Linked DNA regions of Homo sapiens: region 1 is linked to region 2. Evidence: read pairs that join two places in POLR2A ChIA-PET (ENCODE). Cell type or tissue: PC-9. All regions are shown on one strand. Links, peaks and the distances in the headings refer to the core of each region. The heading gives the core; the rest is flanking DNA.

The links. ChIA-PET counts read pairs that join two places held together with the same protein. Peaks named below come from ENCODE experiments on the same cell type or tissue, not always from the same donor. Only the 100,000 strongest peaks of a DNase experiment are listed, where the experiment ranks them.
Region 1: POLR2A ChIA-PET joins it to region 2 with 6 read pairs; 6 of 35 experiments call an interaction of 5 or more read pairs at or near these places.

Annotation. Positions count from the first base shown.
Region 1 is chr22:35,908,551-35,913,933 of GRCh38, forward strand. The region is part of intron 2 of RBFOX2 (RNA binding fox-1 homolog 2); the gene reads right to left. Among named protein-coding and RNA genes, the nearest start is that of RBFOX2, 120 kb to the right of the region's middle. In PC-9, for the core only: no CTCF peak of the experiment used is centred there; no DNase peak of the experiment used is centred there; H3K27ac peaks cover 1,635 bases.
Region 2 is chr22:35,781,594-35,786,976 of GRCh38, forward strand. It overlaps RBFOX2 (RNA binding fox-1 homolog 2), which reads right to left. Exons shown (of 14, transcript NM_001349999.2): 4 at 7-153. Among named protein-coding and RNA genes, the nearest start is that of APOL5, 66 kb to the left of the region's middle. In PC-9, for the core only: no CTCF peak of the experiment used is centred there; a DNase peak (open chromatin) is centred at 2,708; H3K27ac peaks cover 3,908 bases.

The DNA.
Region 1 (5,383 bases), core at 294-5,293, 130 kb after region 2:
CATTGGTTTCTACTGAATGTGTATTGCTTTTGTACCATTGTAAAGTCAGAAAACTGTTAAGCAGAACCATTCTAAGTTGTGGATGGTTCAACATCTGTATGTTAGGCTATTATGTAAACAGAGCAATATATACTATTGTTATCATTACAATTACCACCACAATAGCCAATTGGTAAATATGAGTCACAAAATAAAAAATACTAGATGAAACCTATTAAATAGGCAGAAACTTAGGTTTGGGGCTCAAGGAATTCAGTGAACTTGCCAAGCCTCTTTCATCCAATTTCTCATCTATTTTTTTTTTTTTTTTGAGATGGAGTCTCGCTCTGTCACCCAGGCTGGAGTGCAGTGGCATGATCTCAGCTCACTGCAACCTCCACCTCCCAGGTTCACACCATTCTCCTGCCTCAGCCTCCCAAGTAGCTGGGACTACAGGCGCCCGCCACCACGCCTGGCTAATTTTTTGTATTTTTAGTATAGACAGGGTTTCACTGTGTTAGTCAGGATGGTCTCGATCTCCTGACCTCGTGATCTGCCCACCTCGGCCTCCCGAAGTGCTGGAATTACAGGAGTGAGCCACTGCGCCCAGCACATCTCGCTATCTTTCAGAAAATCATTGTTATCAGGTTTGGTGCAGTGGCTCATGCTTCTTGTTGCAGCTGCTCAAGAGGCCAAGGTGAGAGGATCGCTTGGGGCCAGGAATTTGAGACCAGCCTAAGCCACATAGCAAAACCCAGTCTCTTAAACATATATATATGAAAAAATATACATTACATCAGGAATTTCAGTTTCCTTCTTTAAAGTATGGGTGGAAAGAAGGGAGTTGAGAGGTTGTAAGGGGAGAAAAAGAACAACAGCAGTAAAAGGCTTAAAGTAATTAGGAAGTCAGATACACCTGAAATATGTAACCCTGTTTTAGCATTTTACAAGTTGTCAAAAGGTAATACAACAATTTTAAAAGTAACGCTAGCAATATTTTTCTTCATTCAAAAGAAAAATACTAAATACAAATATAGTTTCTACTTAGTATGCAACAATCTATCATGAAAAGTGCAATGTCTCCGAGCAATGTCTTCGAGAAATAAGGGTAACATGTGAGTCCCCCTGTTGGAGCGAAGTGGCACAATCTCGGCTCACTGCAACCTCCGCTTCCCGGATTCAAGCGATTCTCCTGCCTCAGCCTCCTGGGTAGCTGGGATTACAGGCACAAGCCACCATGCCCGGTTAATGTTTTTGTATTTTTAGTAGAGACAGGTTTCGCCATGTTGGCCAGGTTGGTCTCCAACTCCTGACCTTAGGTGATCCACCCACCTCGGCCTCCCAAAGTGCTGGGATTATAGGCGTGAGCCACTGTGCCGGGCCTTACTTTCTTTTTTAGGCAGAAAAAGAAGATAATTTTTAACCTGTACCCAAAGGCATAGACAATACAAATGTAATCTATTTTGATGATTGACAATCATAAATATTTACTTAATTTCAACAAAGTCATGATTTTTTGCTCTTTAAACAAAATATAACTGAATCTCTTTAACTTTTATACTTAAAATGATTTAACTTCTCCAAAATGTTTAAAGTTTGAAAAAAAGCCAATGAAGTCACTTCCTGAAGCCATTAATTCATCTTTTTAACACTACTTCTGGTGACTTTAATCCACACACACATTGTACGTGAGTCATACTGATGCTGTGTTATTCAATTCATTATATTTTGAAAAGTACTCTATGGTCAAATTAACTTTGAGAAACACGGTTTAAGCAATTTTATTGTTTGCCCAATTTGAATTTTCGCAGGCTTCTAACAGGATACTTAAATTAATAGATGCTTTTTTACAAATTTCACATATACTCATAGGAAGAAAACAAGCTATCCAGGGGTGTCAGAGATAGGTAGCTGACAGGCAGACAGATGCCAAGAATTTGCTCCACAATTTAAAGGGCTACAATCAGGATAACAGAAGTGTGAGAAACAGACTCAGACAGCTTAAGGGTTTTTGTTGCCCAGAAGGAATACCAATGGAAGGGATACCATTGTCCATTTCTATACCTTTCTGTTCTGAATAGCCATATCCAAGCAGCTTTACTGTGTGAGATTCCTGGAGAATTAGAAGTACTCCCACTTCCCTAGATGATTCATTTGTAATGCCAACTTATGTGTCTGAATGCATGCAAAGGAGGTTGAGGGTCTTCTGAACTAGCGGAAAAAAACTGAAATAACATTATTTTCTGAGAAGGTAATCTATTTTAATCCATACAAATCCATTTGGGCTTTACCATTCTATCCCATATATAAGCAATGGCTGCAGCATCAAAATGTTCCTTAAAATTAGTACATGCCAAACTCTATAAACTTATTTTCAGGCTATGACTTTACTTTTAATAACATAAATGAGTTCAGTGGGACTTATTTTAATTATTTCTGAAACGGTTTATTTTTAGTAAATATAATAGTCCCCCACATGGAAAGCTATAACCATGACAAAAATTTTCTAGGAGGAGATAAAACCCTATTTATAGACCTATCAGTTGCTCCTTGCTTAGGTTGTAACATAGTTTCCACTTTAAGCCTGATATGACCTCCCGGGACTTCTCTGGTCTCTAATAATGTCCCTTTCATCCTGAAGTTTCCCACATTTATCTTTATCTCCCCCAGGTACTTAAGTTAAGCTACTATGGGTTGGGGGAAGGGAGAAGGAAAGAATCTTCTTTGTAAAAGCCATCTCCTACAGAAGAGTTTTAGGTAATTTTCAGGAACTTAAAAAATGAAAGATAGTTCTTCACTTGGTGGGCTTTTTTGGGAGAGAACCTCATAAATATTCAACAATCATCAGGAATACTGCTACACAGTAATCAATGCATATGGGAAATGGAAATGGCAACAAGGCCTACTGGTGTCTTAATCGACCTCTGATTTATCTTAAAGTTTTGCATCTTTTAAAAATCCAACAAGAGTAAAGGTATTTTAATATACAGGATACCACATTCTCTAATCAGAGGAAAGCTAATCAAGGGAGCCAAAATATAAATAAATGTAAGAAATTTTTCCTAAAAATTGTGATCTCAGGGATTAAGTTGTTATTATTGGTGTTGTTTACATTAGCTGCTGGTATCGTTACACTCCTCACTTAAAATGCTAATTGGTGGAATCTCCCCTTCCCAATCTCTGCCTATGACTCCATCAACAATTTTAGAAGGTATAAGTACCTTATTCTAATCCAATGAGCCATTTTCAATTTCCTTTCACTAGCAGTGGCATGACCCATATCCCATCTCACCCCAGCCCTTCCCCACTCCATACTCTGGATAAAATTTTTAATGAACCCTGTTTTTACTGCTCCAGCAAATCCTAACCCCTTTCATCTCTAAACCTCAACAACATTTGCTGGTCTTGGTTCACTCATTTTTTTTTAATCTTAAATACATACTTCTTTTTTGTTAATTCCATGTTTGTAGGTCTTGTATCCTGAATGAGACTGCAAATTGTACTCAACGTAAAGGCCTAGTGGGCAATGACACATCTTATCTCAGCATCATCAGTTGGTCATGCCAACTGACTGGCATATAACAGGCACATAATAAACATTATGGAACTATTTGTTGAGGTGATCTGGATGGCAGAAACAGCATACTACGTATACTTCTCTTATATGAATCTCTCAGAGCACACCACTGGGAAAGCCCAACATAAAGTGTGGCAGAGCTAAATCACAAGCAACTCCTCAAGAGAGGAAGGGAGAAGAACATGAGCATTCATTAATACCAACCCATCTTTCATTAGATTCCCATCAACATTCTCAGGAGCTCAAACAGATGGTGTGAACACAGGATGTACCAAGTGATGGAGCAAGCAATAACATTTCCTCACCGCAAGAAAATTCTTCCACCTTTTCCATCTACCTATATATTACTTAACCTTTAAGGCCTACCTCTTCCTGTCCACCCAATTCACAGTGAAATCCCCTAAGCTCTCCAGTACCTGAGGATGAGTAGCTATTTAGCATTTTCACTTAAAACAAGGGATGGATCCAAACTTTAACAAAAATAATTCAAAATAAACACCAGTAAAAGTCACCTGATTGTAAAAGTTGGCAAACACCAGGAAATACTTCTTTTAATTTTTTTTCAGTTGTTAAACTTATCATATAAAATGTATTTCCCTTTTTAAAAGAAGATATATGGGTTTTCCGGGGTGATCTGAGCTGAGGCATGAGCATGAATGATCAAATAAAACTCTCAAGATCATATCCCAGAGGCAGCATGGCATTGAAGAAAGAACTGAGGTTTGAAAGTGAAACAGACCTACAATCAAATTGCCAAATCACCATTCATTAGCAGTGACCTTGAGCAAGTACTTTAACCCCTCTTAACCTGTTTTGTAATCAACAAATGCAGAATTAAGATGAAAATTAGAAATAATGTACATAAAACACCTAGGCCAGTGCCTTTCTTAATAAATTTCAATTGTTAATGGTTTTGTCTATTGTCATTTTTCTTAGCCCACAACAAATGACAGAAAATGATTTATTGGCAAATCTGACATTTTAGGGCTTCTACTGTAATTTTTTTTTAATTGGAAGTAACCAAAATATTAATAAGAACTCACCTTTAAAAAGCTATTTTCTCTGTGAATTTAAAAGTAAACCGTGGCCAGTTGCAGTGGCTGGTGCCTATAATCCCAGCACTTTGAGAGGCAGAGGAGGAAAGGAAGATTGCTTGAGCCCACGAGTTCAAGATCAGCCTGGGCAACATAGTGAGACTCTGTCTCTATTTTTAAAAAGTAAAAAAAGTAAGATCTGCAGGAAGAGAAACAGAAAGTGTTCTCTTGGGTAAGGTGTATCTATTAAATCAGATGGCTAGGATAATTTACAAGCAAAAAAATAAAGCTCTTTAAGGGAGCGCCTAACAGGATATATATATCCTGTTATTTCTATTGTGTGTGTGTGTGTGTGTGTGTGTGTGTATACATATATAATTATATCATTATAATATGTGTGTATATGTATGTGTGTGTGTGTATATATATATATAGATGGATAGAGATATACCGATATATATATGGTTTACTCCTACCTGGAATTTCTATGATATCTATAAATCTATATAGGTTTATAGATATAGATATCATAGAAATTCCAGGTGGGGATAAACCCAATATTGTAGTATCTATGTCATAGAAAGGCTATGGGTAAAGATAATTTTTTAACCTAATCAAAATTCTGCTCCTCCCTCAAACCAGGGATATTTACCTGATAATCACAAGCCAAAGGGAAAGAGAAAAGAAAATATCTGCCTGTCTAAGAAAAGGGGAATGAGGAAGGGGTGGGCAGAGCTGGCTATAAAGGACGGGAATTTCTTTATGGAGGAAGGAGAAAATTGAATGCTGTACC
Region 2 (5,383 bases), core at 314-5,313:
ACTTACCCCAAACATCTGCCGGAGGTCAGGGTCCCGGAAGCGGAAAGGAATATTAGAGACATGCAGCCGTTTCGGGGTAGATTTACTCTCTGAATTTTCACTACTTTGTGTCTGTGACTGCTGGCCGTCTGTCTGTGCTCCACCTTCTGTCTGCTAAGCAAAGAAATAAAGAATGAAAAATATACACAATTACTTTAAAATAATTAAAGTTATCCCCCCACAGCAATCATCCCCAAACAGGGTATGTTTAAGCAAAAATCACAGTAGTCCCTTCAAAGACAAAAGCAACAACAACAGCAGCAACAACAAAACACAAAGATGCTATTAATGTTCTAAATGCTACCGTCTACAAACAAAATGTTGGTGTTTTGAGTATTTATAGTATGCTAACAAAATGGGAGCTAACGAACACGGAAGTACTAAGTGACTTGCCCAAGATCACATGGAGATACATTAGGATCTGAAGATACAAAAATAGTTCCTTCATTCTTAGACTCTTAGAACTTTCTATTTTTAAGATATTTCTATTTTGAAAATAGAGTCTGTTGTACTTAGTTATGGAGGTCACTTCATTTTTTGGTCTATGATCTCAGGCTCTCTCAAGGAAATGAAATAAGGAAATATTTTTATATTTCATTCCCTCTATTAGCTCTAGAGTTACTACTACTATGTTGCCAAAGTATTATAATGATATTATTTATGAAGAGGAAAGACCTAGCAACAACTGAAGAAGCTTCTTTTTTTTGGAGACAGAGTCTCGCTCTGTCGCCCAGGCTCGAGTGCAGTGGTGCAATCTCGGGTCACTGCAAGCTCCACTTCCCGGGTTCACGCCATTCTCCTGCCTCAGCCTCCCGAGTAGCTGGGACGATAGGTGCCTGCCACCACGCCCGTCTAATTTTTTGTATTTTTGGTAGAGACGGGGTTTCACCCTGTTAGCTAGGATGGTCTTGATCTCCTGACCTTGTGATCCGCCCGCCTTGGCCTTCCAAAGTGTTGGGATTACAGGCGTGAGCCACCGTGCCTGGCCAAGAAGCTTCTTACTCTGAAACAAATCTGTACTCTCCTCCCTAACTTATGCAATTCCAGCTAACTTTAGTACAGGGGAACCCAACCTTCTGCAGCCCAGAGCAAACTGCATTGAGAGAATCTAACTGTTGGAAAAGGCTTTAGAGACCCTGACTCATCTGCTAATTAGCATAAAAATGCAAGATTTGCACATACCCACAGTTAAAGAGTATAAATGAGTGTGGGTATGCATTTATTTATTTATTTATTTTTTAATTTTTTACTTTTTGCACTCATTTTAATGGGTTGTGCATGGTAACCCAATACGCTCACACATGCACACAAGAATCACATGCAGAAATCAAAGTTTCAAGACAGGACAGCTACTGTATGTGCCTGCACTCTGTTATTTTCTAGTTTGTTTTCCTTTTTCTTAACTACCATAACCCGGTAAATTGAATTTACAACCCACTAAGAGGTCACAGCCTGAGGACCGGAAAACAGTGAACTAAACAACCTCTTTGAGCACTCTGGTGCTTCCAGAAAACCACGTTTTTGCTGCAGCATCCTCAGCACCATTCCACAAGGAGGGAGGCAACTCATCCCATGTTCCCATGTTACACAGGAGGAGACAGAACAGGGAGCTCTCCGTGGGCCACCCCATTAAGCCAGTCGGAGCACCTGGACTCAGATCTCCCAAACTTCATCTGATTTCCACTCAATCACGCTGCCTTTCCACGTGGCTTTTAAAATCATTGCTAAGCCTTGTTTCCATGATGCCACACTCAAGTTTTAAGTGAAAATATATTACAAAATAAAAACTTTTTTTTGAAACTATACTGCTGCAGAAAAAGCACACGCCAAGAGTCTGCATTTTGGGTGTGGTGGGTGGGAAAAACCTACAACATGAGGTCTACAGGGTAGCTGCTTTTCAAAAGCGAGTTTGGGGGGGCACAGCGTGGAGGGGGTGACCACTAGAATGGTCATTGAACAGTCATTTGCTGTTCTCCAATCAGGAAACTCCAGCAGCTGCAGAGAACATCCGGAATCAGAAGTGAACACCTGAATAATGACCTTCCGGGCCATAAAGATGGTCTTCTGATGAGAAAGCCAGGGCCCCCAGACACCACGTGTCCTGCATGGAATCACTGATTGGCCAATAGCAGGGCCCACAAGGAAGCCTGGAACTTTCAAGGACGGCCCCACACTACTCTAAAAATGTTTCCACCACCAATACCCGCTTGAATGGGCCCATGCCTGTAAGGAAGGCACTATCAACTCACACCAATTCCAAAGGAAGAAATCCAGGCTCAGGGGCTTCCCAGTGAAGACAGGCACACCCCCCTGAAAACCACACCCTAGACTACAATGCATGGTCCTCTGCTGGACAGACCCCGTGGCCCGTCCTCAGGATGCCAGAACAGGCTGCTCAGTGACATGCGCTGAAGCGGGCAGGGACGGGCACTGGGAGATCCTGCCTGTGCAGAAAAAGTCCTCCCAGGAAGCAAACCACATTTCCAATCTGGTGAATCACGCTCAGTAAAATAAAATCCAGGCCAATCAGCTATGCCTTCAACTCAAAAGAATCTGAAGAGTACATAAGTTAGTTACACATTGTCACCAAAGCAGTTAGGGAGAGCTTCTGATATGCTGAAAACCAAGGGAAAGGGGATGGAGATGAACAAAAATGATCTCATTAGGCCAGAGGCAGGCGAAGTCACACCACTTCTGGAAAAGTGTAACAATAAGGCAAGAACTCAGGTTCCCACGGAGAGGCACATGGGCTGAGGGTGACTGGGTGCCTGCAGGCAAATTCCTTAACCTCCCTGCCCTCCTGGCACCTCATGCCCGACATAGCCTCTGGTATTGGGAGTGGTGCGGTATCAGACAGCTGCTCTCCTTCAGGCCAGCCTTTGCTGTCCACGCAGGGAGGCAGGCAGGCAGTCAGGCAGTCATTCAGGTAGAAGACTTTCTAAGGCTTCCACTGCCCAAGGGCTGCATGGGCATCCTTCAATGAAGACAGATGCTTGGTGGTCACTATCCCCATTCTTCTTCAATCTCATCCTCCTTGTGGTTTTAGAAGCCGCGGACCAAGTCCTGCAGGTTCTTGTCGAACATGCAGTCGATGATGCCCTTCACCATCTTGAGGGCCATGGTGGTGGCCCATGGGCTTTTGCCCCGGGAGGCCCGCAGCTGGTTGCCGTGAGAGGGCCCGGGGGCCGCGACCACCGCCGGCAGATTGCTGCGTTGCCGGCCGCTGCGGTGGGGCAGGCTCCTAGGCCAGGGCGGTGGCAGGGTTTGAGGACCGTGACAGAGGTGGCGACCCACTCCACAGAGGGCGCGATCCCACTCCAGGCCTCTTGCAAAGGGTGGACATGCATTTATTTATTTTTATTTTATTATTATTTTTTTCAATTGAGACAGTGTCTCACTCTGTCCCCCAGGCTGAAGTATAATAGCGAGATCAAAACTCACTGCAGCCTCAACCTCCTGGGTTCAAGTGATCCTCCCACCTCAGCCTCCCGAATGGCTGGCACTACAGGTACGCACCATCACACCCGGCTGAATATGCATTTTTAATCATGAATCTCTTTTGCAACATCCCAGCATGCATTTATCTAATTATTTTTTTCACTAAATCCTCAAAAAAGTTATGTTGAGAAAATTTTTGATAAGTATCTAACAGGTGTGACACATTCTAGGCATGCAATTTTGAAGTATTCATCTGGCAATCGAAGAGCCTTGTGTTTTTACTATTCCCTATGAAGTGCATGCCAAACCCGATGGCTTGCTGAGCTGATTAAACCAACATACTTTTAAAACAGGAGTGGAACTTGCTGTTCTTATTCTCTCAAATGAGATAGAAGTGAGTCCCCAACAGATTCTTCTAGGTGACAGGATGCATCCCCTCCCTTTGACTTTCAGGCTAAAAGAAGCTGTGAATCAGAGATACTTCTGGCTCAGAGATGTTGGCAACCATCTTGAAATGAAGTTTGAAACTTTAAAATATAAAGGATAATCAGGAATAAACTCCAAATGAATAACAGCTTTTCAAGTGTCAATTTAAGTGATGGCAGCTTTTTATCTCATTCCATTCAGGCCTTGCAGATGGCTTAAATGTGCAATGATTCATGTGATATAAAAATAGCAGAAAAGGGAAGAGCTATGAAGCAATGTTCTGTGAAAGTGTACGGTTTTCAATTATCAGTCTTGGCACAATGCAGACTAAGTAACACAAATCCCATTTAAAGATGAAACTCACTAAGTTACTAAAACAGCATCAAGCAAACCAACACGCAGTCAAAGCAACAAGCATCAATTACAACTAATGCTCATTCAAGCACCTTCAAACTTGCCTCTTAACATCTCACAGTTGGATCACATGAAACTTTATCTTCAATCAAACTTTAAAACCACCAGATCTGGTCTGCAAGATGACAATGTATCACTCTGAGGAAAGTTAAAAAGACTGATTCCACAAACTCCAAATTACACTTTTACATATAACTTTATATGTAGCCCATGTAATCTGTCACAGTGTATGTGAAGTGGCAGGATAAATGAAAACTAATGATTACTTCAAAGTATGTTGCCCAAGGTGCTTATCTGTAGCTCTTCATAGTTCTTTGCTTCTCTGAAGACACAATTTAAGATCAGAAGCAAGACTGGTTAATTTTGCAGCTTGTAGTGAACACCCGTCCCCCTTGTTTTTAAGTATGAAATCTTTAATTCTAAGTCGATCTGCCATGTAGAAAAAAGTGACCTATCATTTCCTAAATTCTCAAGACTTCTGATCTAATGCAATTTTTAAATTGAAGTTTAACATACATAGATAAAAATACATAAATTATAAGCATAGAGCTGAATATTCACAATGAAACGTACACCCATGTAACCACCAAATTAGATCAAGAAACAAGATACCAGAAGCACCCTGGGGGGCCCCCACCAGTCACGGTTCCCCTGGCAAAGGGTCACGAGGATCCTGACTTCTAACTCTAGGCCTCCCAAAGTGCTGGGATTACAGGCGTGAGCCACAGCGCCTGGCCTGGAGTGCATGTTCTTAGCCATTATATTGTACTTTACATATATTATTTTCTTTAACCCTCACAATAACTCTGTGAAACAGGTACTACCATTATCTCCAACTGACAGAGGAAGATGCTAAGTGCAGAGATGTTCAGTTAGTTGTCCAAGGTCACACAGTAAGCAGCAGACTAGGAATTCAAAACTAGGCAGCCCAATTTCATATGTGAAATCACTTCCTTTCTAGCACTGTACCCATCCTCTCTTCTTCTCATTAGAAACGAGAACCCATACGAACCCCACCCCTCTCTTACCTTCTTAGGACTCTCATCTCATGCAGCAAGAGTCTCCG